Linked DNA regions of Mus musculus: region 2 is linked to region 1. Evidence: chromatin loops called from intact Hi-C (ENCODE). Cell type or tissue: gastrocnemius. All regions are shown on one strand. Each heading gives the region's core, and the rest is flanking DNA. Links, peaks and the distances in the headings are about the cores only.

Region 1 (4,382 bases), core at 69-4,068:
CACGAACCCCATCATCCTGTTTTCCATCCTCACCCCTGACGGAGGCAGAACAGAGATGATCGCTCCCCATTCCAGAAGGGAAACTAAGGCTCAAGAGCAGCAGCTCGCCCAGGGACAGGCTACCAACCACCCACCCTCTGCCCTTCACCCACTCCACTCTTACCTCTTTGCCAGAATGCTATCTCTTCATCTCAGCCTGTTTGTCCGCCAGCTGGGCCAGGGTGTGGCATCCAGGAACTGGGGTGCCTTGTATGTGGCCCCACCTGGCCCCTGCTGCTGAAGCCAGCCTGAGGCCATCTCCACCCCAGATTCCCAGGTCCCTGGCAGAACACACTTCCAGCTCTCTTCTCAGCCATGCCATGGAATCTTCCGTGGGGACAGGAAGTAGGCTGCCAGTGGGCAGCCTGACCACAGAGGCCTGGACCGGCTCACGTGGCTCGGCTGATTCTTCTCAGTCAACTTTCAAGTCTCCTCTGCAACGTGACGATGCTGGCTTCCCTGTCGGGGAGGGTGGGTATTTTTAGGTTGAACCCGCCTCGTGAAGAGACAAGTTATCAATAGCAGCAGAAAAGGGCTTTTTCTTATTCTTTTTCCCCCTGTGGCTTTGGGACACGAACAAGCTGCACCTATTAAACTCTGCCAAAAGGAAGCAGGAAAAGTGGTGTTCCCCATTAAACTTTTCACCCCAAAGTTCCTTCTATGTGACAGCAAGCCCAAGCCATCCCAGGCTAACCCCAACACTCCTTCCTCTTTTGGGAAGCTACCCTAACAACCTTCCTAGTGACAGGTCCTGTAGAGGTCAAGGAGTGAGGATCCAGAGGAGGTGGAAAAGGAGGCCCCACAGACTCCCTTCTAAGCACCAAGGAAGCTACTGGCCCGTTTCTCATTTCCCAGTTCTGTGTGCCCCACTGTAGGCTGAGTGCCCTAGAGTGGATTGTGTCAGCTAAATGCTCAACTACTCATGGCAAGTGATCAGGAGGCCCCCAGGAGTCTGCCTACCTGAGGTCAGGAGGCCTCACTTGCTAGTTAGCTACTGTTTCCTGAGATCAGAGGGATGTGTGAAAAACCGGTCAAAGCCAGCACGCTTCTTCCTCCCCCACAAGGCTGACCAGAGTGTGTGGAGGCGCCTGCACGCAAAGAGCCCAGCTCAGACCCAGCATGTGCGAACACTGAGATTTTCTTGACAGGTCACTAGAATGGCATCCTGCCTTGCTGAAGGAAACATTTGAGCCGACTTGGCTGCCTGCCCTTCAGGAATGGTTAGCAAGCACTCCATTTCTGAAGAAGCCCAGAATAACAAAGGCTTCAACAAAATAGAAGTGTGCTTGCTCCCATGTGACAGGAGCCCAAGCTGCCCTGTCTCACTCCTGCTTTGCTGTATAACTCAACAAAGGTTCCTTCCAGTCTCATGTCACGCCATGGCCCAAAACAGTGGCTGGTGCTCTAATCATCACACACAGCTCTAACCAGAAAGGAAGGGATGAAAAGAGGGAGGAAGGATAACATTGCTGCTCCCGCCCCCAAGATAAATCAGCTTGAAAATCTGCCCCAGGAGCTGAGGAAAGTTCAGCCAGTGAACCAGTGTGTCCCTCTTCCCAGCTGTACTCTGACTGGTGGAAAGTGGGTTTCTCTCTCTTTTCCCAACATCCATTTCTCCACTTACACTTCACTAGCCAGGACACCATCCCCTGCTACTTTGACAAGGCTGAAGCATTCTACCTGAGGGTGTCACTGGCCTAAGTAAAACAGGCTCAGAAGAGATGATTACAGTGGTCACTTGCCTAGTAGGCCTACCTGCTGGCCTCACCTTGAGTAGTGTCTGAGACTGTCCACCCCCACCCAGGCCCCAGGGGCTGGGACTTCAACCCCCACACACACATACACTAAAGCCCATAACAATGGAATTCCACGATACCCTCCTGGGCCAGTGTGGGACGGATGCCAGCCAGACTCCATCTCATAGTCTTTAGGGCAACTCCATACCCAGCATGGAGCTGGCCCAGGGAACTATGGTTCCTTCTTCCTGGCTGTACTGGAGCTGATGGAAGATGGGTCCCTGTCTTTCTTCCCAGTATCCCCTGAGCACCTGCCACACACTGACCCTGCCTTGGACCCTGAACACAGATGCAGAATACACCTGAGCAAAGAGAGGTCCCGGATCCTGGTCTAGGATCCACAAGTCCCAGGGACCCATATCGGGTGGCAAGAATATACGCACATCCTCGTGCAGGGAACTGGCAGGGCAGGAGAGAACTGGAGGAGCGACAGCTGGGCTGGGTTAGATTTAGCTTGCTGAGAGCCAAATGCGTTGGCCGGAGCCGCTGGCTGGGCCTCGGTGCCAGGGAAGCTGCATACCGGATGGGAGGGGCAGGTTAAACACGCCTGGGGAGCCTAGATGGAGAGCAGAGATGAGGCTCAGGACAGAGAATGGAGGTTTCTTCTTTCCGGTAGTAGCCCAGGCCAGGGAGGAAGGCTAGCCAAGGCCACCCTCCCTCCCTCCCTGGCACCAGCATGCTTCCTCCATAAGGTGGAGCTAAGGACATAGGGGAAAGGCAACCTGGTAACTGGAGTCCTTCTGGGAGAGGGTATGCACCCTTACCCCATCTTGGGAGAGGCAGTCAAAAAAGACACAGCCTGCCGGGGCGTAGTGGCACATGCCTTTAATCCCAGCACTCGGGAGGCAGAGACAGGTGGATTTCTGAGTTTGAGGCCAGCCTGGTCTACAAAGTGAGTTCCAGGACAGCCAGGGCTATACAGAGAAACCCTGTCTCTAAAAAAAACAAAAACAAAAATAAAAAACAAAAAACAAAGAAAGACACAGCCAAGGACCTAGTGGCCACTGCCTGTGTGCCGGGCTGGGTTACCACAGAGGTCAGGTGCCCTGCCCTGGCTCCTGACCTGTGGTTGAGAGGATGTGGTAGTCTCTCACAGTGTTCTAGTCTAGCCAGGAGCCTCCATGGAAGCAAGCCTATGCCAGTGTGCAAGACCCAAGCTGGATTTACTGCACTGGTATCACTATCTTGAAATTCTTCGGCCACATTTCCTTCTCATAGCAAAATGTACAGCCACGCTATAGAAGGAGTGGGCTGGGCAATGGCTAATTCCCCAACCAGCTCCGTGACTTATCCCCTGCAGGGATGGGGATGGGCCAGGCTATCAGGTTGAGGTTGTTTGGGGAAGATCTGGAGGGGCTTATAAAGGGCCTCATTCTGGTCGTGTTGCCAAGGCTGGGAGAAGTCAGGAAATCCAAGACAACCTTAGCCATGGCTCTAAAGTGACTCAGGGATAGGCCTCCCCAGAGCACCCGTGGAAGACAGAGTTAGCTCAGGGCTTCCCCAATACCCTGGCCTGAAGAGCAGCCTGGCCTTCTGAGCCCTTGGCAATAGGAGATGGTGCAAGTAGATCCTACAGACAACCCAGGAAGGACAGAGCCCAGTGTCCACATGGGATGGGTTTTTACCTGTCATTTGCTCTGTGTGCCTCCATCTTCCTGGGGCTTGGGAAGGTATGTGAAAACCTTCCGAGGGCACCCGGTCATCTGCACAGGATCCATCTAGGAGCTACCTAGACTCCTCCCCATCAGCAGGCTGACCTCAGACAGGTGCACTTGAAAGCCAGATGCAGGGTTTGAGTACAGACCCTTTACCTACCCCTGGACTGTGTGTTGAGATATGAGCCTAAAGGTGACACCCCAAGGAGAGAGGCTCGCCAGGAGAGCAGAGTCAAGAGGACAAGGTAGCAGTTAGGCTCCTAAAGCCAGCCATTCCTAACGAGGTGGATGAAATGACCCACTTTCTCCACTGGGCATGCCTGGCCAGGATCCCCCTTCAAAATGTCACACAAGTCAAGAGTAGTGACACCTTTAGTCCCAGAACTTGGGGAGGGAGAAGCAGGTGGATCTCTGTGAGTTAAAAGCCAGCCTGGTCTACATAGAGAGACCCTTTCTCCAAACAAACAAACAAACAAACAAACAAAAGACAGAGTCTAGCCTCCTTCTCAGTTATCAGGCTCAGCACTGCCGCTTCCCACACATGACCACTGTTGTCCCAACTGGAACAGGTAAGCACTAGCTCCGCCCGGCTGAGTTCTGTGGAGCAACAGCTTCATCTGTCAGCAACCTGTGCAAGCCCTCATAGGTGCCAGTCCTCACTCCAAAGCCCACCACCAGCACCTCAGCCCCACTGTCTTACACAAGTCTGGGGGCCTTAGGAGACACCCTGTTATGTTTTCCTGTTGTGTCCTGACTGTGTGGGCTATGAGCATGTCAGATAAATGGATGAATGTGTGGGATGCAGGTATCAGCAAGGATCTCAGACACCCACCCAGCCATCCTAGGCCTCTATGGAGATAGGACATATTCCTGTTACCAGCTTGTCTCTACA
Region 2 (4,382 bases), core at 225-4,224, 94 kb after region 1:
GAATACACGCTCTGCCATTCATTTCTGATGTCCTGCCCAGTACCAGCAATGGAGGGTACTTGCACAGACCCAAGAAAAGGAATAGTTGTGACTGAAATTTGACCCAGGTATCCACTGGAGAAGTGTTTGTTTCCTGGCTGGCGCATCTACCCAGTAATGCTACAATATAGTTCTTTACAAGTGTGCAGGTCTGGAGAGCCTGCTGAGCCCACCCCTTTGGTAATCGTGTGGAGAGATCTATAGAGAGTAGCCAGGGCTTCTGAGGAACTCTGACCTTGTCAGATTCCCTATCTCAGTCTCTCCTTTTCCCAAATGGTGATTTAGCTACTCTGCCCATCTTACTGGAACACTAGAAGTCCCCAGAAGATAATGGCTGCATGAGGCTCTGAGAGTGGCTAGGTTGGATGTGTGAAGAACCTGAGCTAGCTGCAGAAACCTTCGTTGCAGCCATAAGCTGCATGGGAGTAGAGTGCACAAGCCCCAAGAAAGGCAGGGAGAAGGCAGGAAGTTGAACCCCCATCCCACACTTCAGTGCTGGCCAGCTGGGATAACACTTGCCAGTATTCTGGAGCAGGTGACTGTGTGGTGCCACAGAAAACCATTCTGTAACTCAGAAGCACGCCAGATCTCACAGGTGCTTAGCACAAAACATACAAACCAAGAATTAAAGAAAACCACGGTTAGGTTGATGGTCCACGGGTAAAGAGCAATTAAGATCCTGGTGTGACGTATAGAGATATGCCAGGTAAGGAGTCTTGACCTGGCTTCTCCCCACACTCAGAATCTCATCACCACACTGCCGCTGCCGGAAAGTTCTGATCTGCTGCGATCAGAACTGGCTGGGATGGAAAGAGGAGGCACAGGTAGACTGTGTGGGAGGCAGAGAGAAGAGGACGAGGAGCCCAGGGTGGTTGTCTCCTAGCATACTAGTGCTGCATGTGTGACTGCGCTGTAAGGAGGAGGATCTGCATAAGCAGCAATCCTCCTGCAGCCTTACCTGTTGTCCCTGGTTCCAGATGAACTCCATTTCCTACGGTTCAACCAGCCTTCTGTTCTAGAATCTGCACAGTGGGTCAAAGTTCATGTGTTTTGACATCTCCCTCCTTTCTACTCAGCACCCCTTCTCTTCTTCCCCTTCCTGGTCCTGTATTGTTTTGTGAGACAGGGGTCTCTCAAGTAGCCAAGGCTGGCTGTAAACTATGTAGCTCAGATGACTTTGAACCCCTGATCGTCCTGCCTCTGCCTCCCAAGTTTGGGGGTCACAGGCATTTGCTACCACATTAAACACAGGCTTGATGCACAGTAGACAAGCAGTCTGCTAGCTAAGCTCCAGCTTTCCTGATTCTCTTTCTGTCCTTACTCCTTTTTTGTTTGTTTGTTTTTGTTTTTCGAGACAAGGTTTCTCTGTGTAGCCCTGGCTGTCCTGGAACTCACTCTGTAGACCAGGCTGGCCTCGAACTCAAAAATCCTCCTGCCTCTGCCTCCCAAGTGCTGGGATTAAAGGCGTGCGCCACCACTGCCCAGCCCTGTCCCTACTCTTTAAAAATTACATATATTTATTTATTGTATGTGTGGATATGAATCTGTGTTGGGGGCCATTGCACATGCGCAATAGTCAGAGGACATTGTGGGCTTTGGTTCTTTCCTACTGTCACGTTGGTTCTGACGACTGAGCTGAGGTCACCAGGCTTGGCAATTGCCTTTATGCTGAGCTCATCTTTCTGTCCCTTCTCTTGCCTGTCCCCTCCCCTCCGTCCCAGGTGGCTTCTTGTCCTCTCTGTTGCCTTTCTCCTCTTCCCACCCCACTTCCCTGACACCCAGGTTTTCCAGGTTTGGAGCAGCGCAGTGTTGAAGCCGTACTACAGGGAAGCAGAGAGAAGCACGTGGAGCTCTTGACACAATCACCAAGCCTCAGCCACTCTCACAGGTGCAGCCGTTTGAGGCTGGGCTGCTAGTCAAACCTAATGGGGTTCTAGGCAACCCTAGATATTGACTCTCTAAGTGCTGGAGAGGCAGAAACACAGAAAGTGCTTCAAGAACACGGGACAGAAATGGACCTCTACTTGGAGACAAGCCTCTCTGAGACCTCAGGAACAGCTTAGGGTGAGGGGGCAAATTCCTTGGGCCTCTGTTCTTGGATAGAAATAAAAGCTCACTCAGAGCTAGTCTGACCATCTCACACACCCGGCCAAGTGGTCTCCTTGCCAGCCCTGTGAGGTATCATGCAGTTTCATCCTGAGCTGGATGACTTTGCCAGGGTTACACAGCCAGGGGACAGTAGGTAGGGTAGGGCTCTAATCCAAATCTTCTGACCTCTGACCCTTGGTTCTGAGGCTCTGGGCATCCTGCTTTGTGGATCTGTGTAGGCAGCTGATGGGCAGAGGAAGGCTCCCTGAGGCTGGAGCAGGACAGTGAGAGAGGAGCAGCAGATCCTCCAAGTGTTTTCTCTGGCATTTCATCCTAGCTTGGCTCCACAGGAGATGCAAGATGCCTCCCTCCTAGGTAGTTGCCATGACAACCCAGAAGCCTACCTGAGAGCATTCCAGCCATCCTGGGCACTCTTGGCACCTGCTTGTTGGGGAAGGAGCACCTACCGGGTAAAGCCACTACCCAAGGAACAAGGTCATGTAAATGAGAGATGTCCAGATTCTCCGAGCTGGTCCTCGGCTGACCCTAGGACACTCGTCCCTGTTCCGAGGCTCTGTCACTCAGCCCAAGGCTGGCACGCTGGGAAACGGAAGATTCTATTTTTGCTCATAAGCAGGTCTGACTTAACAGCCACAATCCTCTCTTTCTGACTTAACAGCCACAATCCTTTCCCCACCCCAAGAGCAAAGGGCAAATTAGTGCTCCTTGTGACAAAATTGTCATGCGCCAGCAATGGAGGCCTACAGAGTGGGACACACTGTCTGTGTCTGGGAAACCGGGACGGGAGCAGGCAGAGTCTGAGAAGAGGGCTGTCCCTAGAGGATACTGGTTTCCTGGGCCAGGGCTTCTGTACCGTTTAAGTAGGTACCAGGCACTAGATAGGAAAGGTAGCCACTGGGAGTATGTTCCCTACATGCTAAAAACTCTTGCCTTGGAAGCCCTGCAGGTTCAGAAAACTCAAGTGACAGTCATCAATAGTGGTGAGGTTTCTTCTTCCACACCAGGCTGGGCCAGAATCATCTCTGACTTAACAGTTTTACTGAGATACTACTTACTTACTGTAATAGCACTCGAGTATACAGCTCAGTGACGTTCAGATGTGTTCAGAGTTGTATAACCACTACCCCAGATAGAAACCCCAGGCTCATTAGCAGTTTTCCTCTGCTCCCTCCTCTTCTAGTACCAAACAGCTTTAGGGGTTTTTGTTTCCGTTGATTTGCCTGGTGTGGACGTTGAATGAAATTTCATCTGAATGGGATCATGCACAGTCCCCCCTCGCTTGGCAAATGTTTGTCTGATTTCCAGGCTCGTCTGTGGCAGCCTGGATCAGTGACTCCCTTTTGATGATTGGGTAATGTTCTGTTTCATGATGCTGCTTGGCTCGCCGCCTCCTGACAGACATTTACGTTAGTTATTGCCACTGTTTAGGTATTATAGTTCTGCGGTGAACACCTGTGTATTTGCCTGGCTGTTTTTTGTTTTTTTGTTTTTTCTTAATTGATTCACTTTACTTTGATTGCTTACTGCCCCCACCCCAGGCCCAACACCCTCCCACAGTCCTTCCCCCTAGTTCCTCCTCCCCTTCTCCTCTGAGTGGGTGGGAGCCCCCTGGCTATCACCCCCATCCTGGCACATCAAGTCTCTGTGGAGCTAGGCGCATCCTCTCCCACTGAGGCCAGACAAGGCTGCCCAGCTAGAACATACCCCATGAACATTGCCTAGCTGTTTTAATTGTTCTCAGGAATACGGTATCCAGATCACATGGTAATCTATATTTCACACTGTGAGAAGCTGCTGACTATTTGCCAAAGCATGGAGTCATTTATGCTCTTGAAGGTAACCCCCTCCCAGTCCATAGTCCCGAAAGCAACCCCAATAAAACCTCATATTCCCATCATTAGCCATGCGTGAGGCGGATCCTGTTTTTACAGTGCCGATTATGGCAGAGGACAGGGTGTCGACACCTCAATAGCCTATCCTTCCACTCAGGCACAGGGCTTCCTGTTCATCGGAGCGTCTCAGAACTAAGCGCTCACTCTCCCTGACCACATTTTCCCCGGGTCTCAGGTGAGCAAGGCAGATGGAGGCTTCTCTCCTGGTGGAGACAGGACTAGAAACCTCTTTCAGAGCTGACTCCTCACTCTTGCTAGACAATCTTCATGGTTTCTCTTTTTCGTGTCTGTGAGTGTGCTGCGTGAGAGAGCTTATGTACGTCTGCGTGTGTGCAGGTACAC

What was found. Hi-C counts contacts between places; a loop is a spot of excess contacts. Peaks named below come from ENCODE experiments on the same cell type or tissue, not always from the same donor. Only the 100,000 strongest peaks of a DNase experiment are listed, where the experiment ranks them.
Region 2: a loop joins it to region 1, with 2.3 times the contacts of the local background. A loop is called at or near these places in 1 of 42 quality-filtered maps.

What each region holds. Positions count from the first base shown.
Region 1 is chr2:180,112,252-180,116,633 of GRCm38, reverse strand. It overlaps a transcript of Osbpl2 not described here. Among named protein-coding and RNA genes, the nearest start is that of Gm46782, 3.7 kb to the right of the region's middle. In gastrocnemius, for the core only: a CTCF peak has its summit at 2,519; DNase peaks (open chromatin) are centred at 1,201, 1,962 and 2,319; H3K4me3 peaks cover 344 bases; H3K27ac peaks cover 3,323 bases.
Region 2 is chr2:180,018,501-180,022,882 of GRCm38, reverse strand. No RefSeq gene overlaps it. Among named protein-coding and RNA genes, the nearest start is that of Lsm14b, 4.3 kb to the left of the region's middle. In gastrocnemius, for the core only: no CTCF peak of the experiment used is centred there; DNase peaks (open chromatin) are centred at 1,842, 2,302 and 2,458; H3K27ac peaks cover 2,320 bases.